2 separate regions of the Homo sapiens genome follow, and region 2 is linked to region 1. Evidence: chromatin loops called from intact Hi-C (ENCODE). Cell type or tissue: Caco-2. All regions are shown on one strand. Region 1 overlaps SORD (sorbitol dehydrogenase). Region 2 holds the start of DUOX2 (dual oxidase 2).

The links. A loop is a pair of places that touch in the nucleus more often than their neighbours do. Peaks named below come from ENCODE experiments on the same cell type or tissue, not always from the same donor. Only the 100,000 strongest peaks of a DNase experiment are listed, where the experiment ranks them.
Region 2: it touches region 1 in a loop (22-fold over the local background); 20 of 110 quality-filtered maps call a loop at or near these places.

What each region holds. Positions count from the first base shown.
Region 1 is chr15:45,040,312-45,042,811 of GRCh38, forward strand. SORD (sorbitol dehydrogenase) reads left to right here. Exons shown (of 9, transcript NM_003104.6): 2 at 97-130. Among named protein-coding and RNA genes, the nearest start is that of SORD, 18 kb to the left of the region's middle. In Caco-2, no CTCF peak of the experiment used is centred here; no DNase peak of the experiment used is centred here.
Region 2 is chr15:45,113,391-45,115,890 of GRCh38, forward strand. DUOX2 (dual oxidase 2) reads right to left here and starts at 782. Exons shown (of 34, transcript NM_001363711.2): 1 at 583-782; 2 at 1-35. The coding sequence starts at 21. It overlaps DUOXA2 (dual oxidase maturation factor 2), which reads left to right and starts at 936. Exons shown (of 6, transcript NM_207581.4): 1 at 936-1,362; 2 at 2,409-2,466. The coding sequence starts at 1,216. In Caco-2, no CTCF peak of the experiment used is centred here; no DNase peak of the experiment used is centred here; H3K4me3 peaks cover 652 bases.

The DNA.
Region 1 (2,500 bases):
ACTATTGATGAAACTCTAATTGTTTTTAATGGAAAATGTTCATAAGGTGAAGTTCTTATGCATGCTAAATGATTTTTTCAATTTTGTTTCTTTTAGGAGAACTATCCTATCCCTGAACCAGGCCCAAATGGTAAGTTCTTGGGAAACATGACTTATATTTTATTATTTCCTGTTGTTTCCTTTGGAGTCACATGTATATTGTTCCCTTACCTCTCTTTTCCAACTGTTTATTACTTTTGCATCCATTAAAAACCTATGCTTTTGTTAGGCTGAGAACAGAGTCTACTGCCCACAGCATGACCTGGTGGGAAGTTTATCTTGGCTGCTACATGAAATAAAAGAACAGTGATAGAATCAGAAAAATTACCGTACCAGACTGCTGACTTGTCCCAAAGAGTTTTTGATGTGAAGTATATGGACCAATGACAGAATTCTTCCTCTTTTGACCTAATGACAGTGTACCCTATCTACCAGAAGCTGCTGTTGGAGTGGCCAAGTGTCCTAACCCTAACCCAAACTTTGAAAAGGAGTGAGTCTACAGAACTTAATCTTTAGCAAAGGGAGCATCATGCCAGCTTTCCCCACTCCCCAGGAAGGCCAGTCACCAAAGTGTGGGGCAGCCCAGGACCTACTGTCCAGTGGGGGTGGGAGGTGCTGCATGGGTCCCTGTCCCCTGCCCTAATCAACCAAGCACAGAAAGTGAGTGAGCACACTGGGGCAGGGTTTCCAACACCTTTACTCCACTCCTTCTAGGCCTCTCACTTGCTAAGCCTGTGGGGCTTAGCTGACATGCTGACGCCCAAGGTGGCATCTGCAACTTCCCAGCTTTGGGTTTCTCATGTACAAACTGAGTGCTATGGTGAGGATAAAGCCCAGCCCACCGTCTGCACATGGCAGGTGCTGTGAACATTTCCATCTCTTTTTGTCTGTTGGCTCGGGCAGATCCCTGCTGACAGCTTTCTAATCCCTCCCATCCCTGGAATTCCACTTTGTCATAATCATGCAGGACCCTGAAGTGAGGCTGGGGGCAATGGTCAGAGTGTCTGTAGATACTCACCCTCCCCCTCTCACACCTAGACAGTCAGGTCCCCTTTCTGCCCTTGAGGAGTTGGGGGTGTCCTTTCCCACTTTGTCCTACCTCACACCAGAACCGCAGCTTCTGGGTGAACATCAGATCAAAGGCGGCTTTCCTGGTAGATCCACAGCTTTGCTACTGAAAGGTCAGTTGTGTTATCGACTTGTAAGTGGTAAGAATACAGACTAGATAGAATATAGCCATTCTATGGGTGCTGAGTAAGTATTGTATAGTTAGGGTTCAAGGATTTTCACCAAGATACCATGTTCAGAGAAGTGAAAGAGTTACCTCACTGTGTCCTGAAAAGTTGACCGTTGATTCCAGAAGTGGCCAAACGAGGGCTGTCTTGGACACAGAGTACAAGCTTGGCTCCTGGTAACAGCTTTTCTCCCTGAAGCAGCATTCTGCTTGCACTCTCGTCTCTTGCTACACTTGCATTGGAAGGGAAAAGAGTGCATTTCAGCGAGTGTTCTAGCAAGTCAAATCTAATCTCTCACTACCAATTGCTACTTCAAGAGAGGAAATTCTGAGATGATTTTCCTAACTCAAATGCCTTTTCCCTGCATTTGACCTGAGAATTCACCCTGCCATTTCTTACTCTTCACTAAAACTAAGGAGGAAGAAAGTTCTGAAGAGCCACCCCTGGCAGTCTGTGGCAAGTGCAGTGCATAGCAGAGATTTGGGTCTCTTTGTCTTTCTAAGGCAGAGTGTTTTTTTCAGGGAGGTATTCATAACCATCATCTGAGTCAGAGATGATGGTACTTATTGGTACTTATTTCACCAAAGGGGCTCAGTACCATCTTTATTTTAAACTTAGAAAACTGGCCAGGCGCGGTGGCTTAGGCCTGTAATCCCAGCACTTTGGGAGGCTGAGGCAGGCGGATCTCCTGAGGTCAGGAGTTCAAGGCCAGCCTGGCCAACATGGTGAAACCCCGTCTCTACTAAAACTGCAAAAATTAGCCGGGCGTGGTGGCGCATACCTGTAATCCCAGCTACTTGGGAGGCTGAGGCAGGAGAATTGGTTGAACCGGGGAGGTGGAGATTGCAGTAAGCCAAGATCCTGCCATTGCACTACAGTCTGGGCGACAGAGGGAGACTCTGTCTAAAAATAAAAAATAAATAAATAAATAAATAAATAAATAAAGGAAAGAAAACAATAGGCATGAAGAACTCAACTTGATAGTTCACAAAATGTTGCCAAGCTGAGATTCTACCAGACCTTTTCTCATAAATAGATACGAATCCACGAATCACGCGTAGCATATTAATTGTCTGGAAAGTTATCTTTTGGAAAATAGTTTGTTCTCTTAAGTGGTTGGTACATTTCATCCTACTAATGATATATTGTTTACCCAGTGTATTGGTTAGTGTTGTCCAGAGAAACAAAACCACTAAGATATATGTGTATGTATGTATGTGTGTATG
Region 2 (2,500 bases), 73 kb after region 1:
CTCTGGTCTTGCACGGAGCATGCCAACCCTGCAGCCTGCGGGGTGAGGGTGGGGGTGGTAGGTGGTATGCGAAAGCCACTGTTAGGGCGTCCTCTATGCCTCCCCTCTTGTTCCTACAGCTAGTACTGGAGGAGGAGCACCAGCTGTTTCCACTTCTGGAAGGTAGCTGTTAGAAGCATCACCGAGGACCTTCATCCAAACGCCACTCTTTCCAGGACAATTGGCAGCTCTGGAGGCATTGACACTGTTCCCCATCCGCCACCCCATCAGAGAGTTAACCCCCGACCATAGGAACCCACTGGGCAGGAGTCTTCTGGGGCATGTCAGTCCAGGGCAGGACTGGTCAAGCCTCCCAGGGTGTGCCCAATGTCTCCAATGTTTCACCTCCACCCGCCCCCGATCCGTCAGGCTCCGCTTCTCCTCCAGGAGGCAGGGAAGGGAAAAAGGTTACTGACCTGGGAGTGAGGGACTGCAGCACCCTTCCACAATGAATCCCCCCTTCCCCAATAAACTCCCCTTCTGCAATGAACGCCTGTGCATGATGGGCGAGGGCTAGGGTCAGATCCCAAACTCTGGTCTAACCTGTGGTTTAGGGTGGTGTTGGGTTCAGATGTCTTCTTTCCTCTTAAAATCTTTGCTTCTGTGCTCTACTTCTTGCCTTCACCCTCACTCTTCCAGCTCCGCCGATCCTCAGCCTCCCCGGCTGCACTCTCACCTTTCTCTCTGGGTCCTTGGTCTCGCCACTGTGCAGGTGTCGGCTCAGGACAGACCTGCGCCAGTGTGAGCATCTGGACCTAGGGCTCACCCTCCTGCCGTGGAGGTGGGGCCCTTATTTGCACAACCTCTTCCAGCTCAGACCAGCCCCTGGGCTGGGACACCCGTGTGGCACGTCGCCCACGCTGCTATAAAAGGGGTCCCGCGCGACTTCCAAACTCAGCGCCAACCCGCAGAACCAGGAAAGTAACGGCTACAGACAGTGAGAAATAGTTTCGCTCGCCGGCTAGAAAAACTCTGTCGGTACCAACCCCAGAGCGTTGAGAGCAGCCCACCTCCACGCTTCCTTAACGGAGAGGTGCAGGACTCAGACTTCACCAGCCCACTCGGTCCCAGCCTTGTACGCAAAGAGACGCCAAGGACGCGCTCTCCCGCGTCCAGGCAGCCCCAGCTTGCTGGCTTGCCTGCCCGCCTGCGTGCAGCACTCGGCCGGCGTGCAGCATGACCCTGTGGAACGGCGTACTGCCTTTTTACCCCCAGCCCCGGCATGCCGCAGGCTTCAGCGTTCCACTGCTCATCGTTATTCTAGTGTTTTTGGCTCTAGCAGCAAGCTTCCTGCTCATCTTGCCGGGGATCCGTGGCCACTCGGTAAGGGTGTCCTCATAGTGCAGGTAGAGTGGGGGAAGGCTCATGGGCAGATTGTCTCCTGAGGGACCCAGGACAGGTAAGACTGTACAAGAGCCTCCATGAATAGTCGAATTGAGGCTCAGGTGGAGTGAAGTCAGGAGTCTGGTGCAGCAAGCACCCCTTTCCAAGGATAGGGAGAGCTCCCCATCCAGGATATCCTGGAGAAGGACCCCAGCTGGGTCCTTGGGAAGGCTGCTGCAGAGAATGGGCACCCAGTCCAGTAATCCTGAGGAACAGTCTAGGCTTCTTGTGCTGGAGGGCCTCCCACCTCTCCCAGGACTAAAGCTGCACTCTCATCCCATCCGGTGGGTGATGACCTTCAGGCCAAAAGGACAGATGCCAGCAGCTCAGACTGCAGTGTTCCCCTTTGCACTGGGTTGAGACACATGTGTATGGGTGCCTCATCCTCAGGACTGAGACTCCCACATTGGATTAGAAGTTGGAGCCAACTGGGTGCATTGTCTTAGACTTTCCCCCTCTCCCAGAACCTAGGTTGTGCATTTTTCAGTTCTGGGAGGACCCAGCTTTTCTGCATCTTAATCTGTGTTGCTTTCCCTGGAACTGGTGCACCTAGGAGTATCTGCATTCCCACCTCCTCCCCTCGGAGATCAGGCTGGGGCCTCCCTCTTCTGAGGGAGGTGACCCCTGCGTGCCTAGCACTTCTGGACTCACTGAGCCTCACCAAGCAGTGACTGGACCAGGAGGCAGAACCAGGACCAGGCGCCAGACAGCTAGGGGAGTGAAGGTGGTGGAAGAGTGCCAGGAAGTGGGGGTGGAGGGGAGGTGCTGTTAGGGTAGATGGGAAATGGGGCTAGGGAGGTGAAAGTGCGTGGTCACAAAATATCAGAAATGCCAGTAGCCCAGAGGGACTTGCAGGAAAAGCGTGCCTAACATTAGTCTCAAAAGTCTGGATATAACTAAAGATCCAGGTGAAGTGGGGTCAAGGGTGGTCTTGGGGACTCTGGTTTGGCAGGGCTCAGGCCTGACCCGGGTGCCTATTCCTGCAGCGCTGGTTTTGGTTGGTGAGAGTTCTTCTCAGTCTGTTCATAGGCGCAGAAATTGTGGGTGAGTGTGTGGTGCAGCCCATGGGGAGAGGACG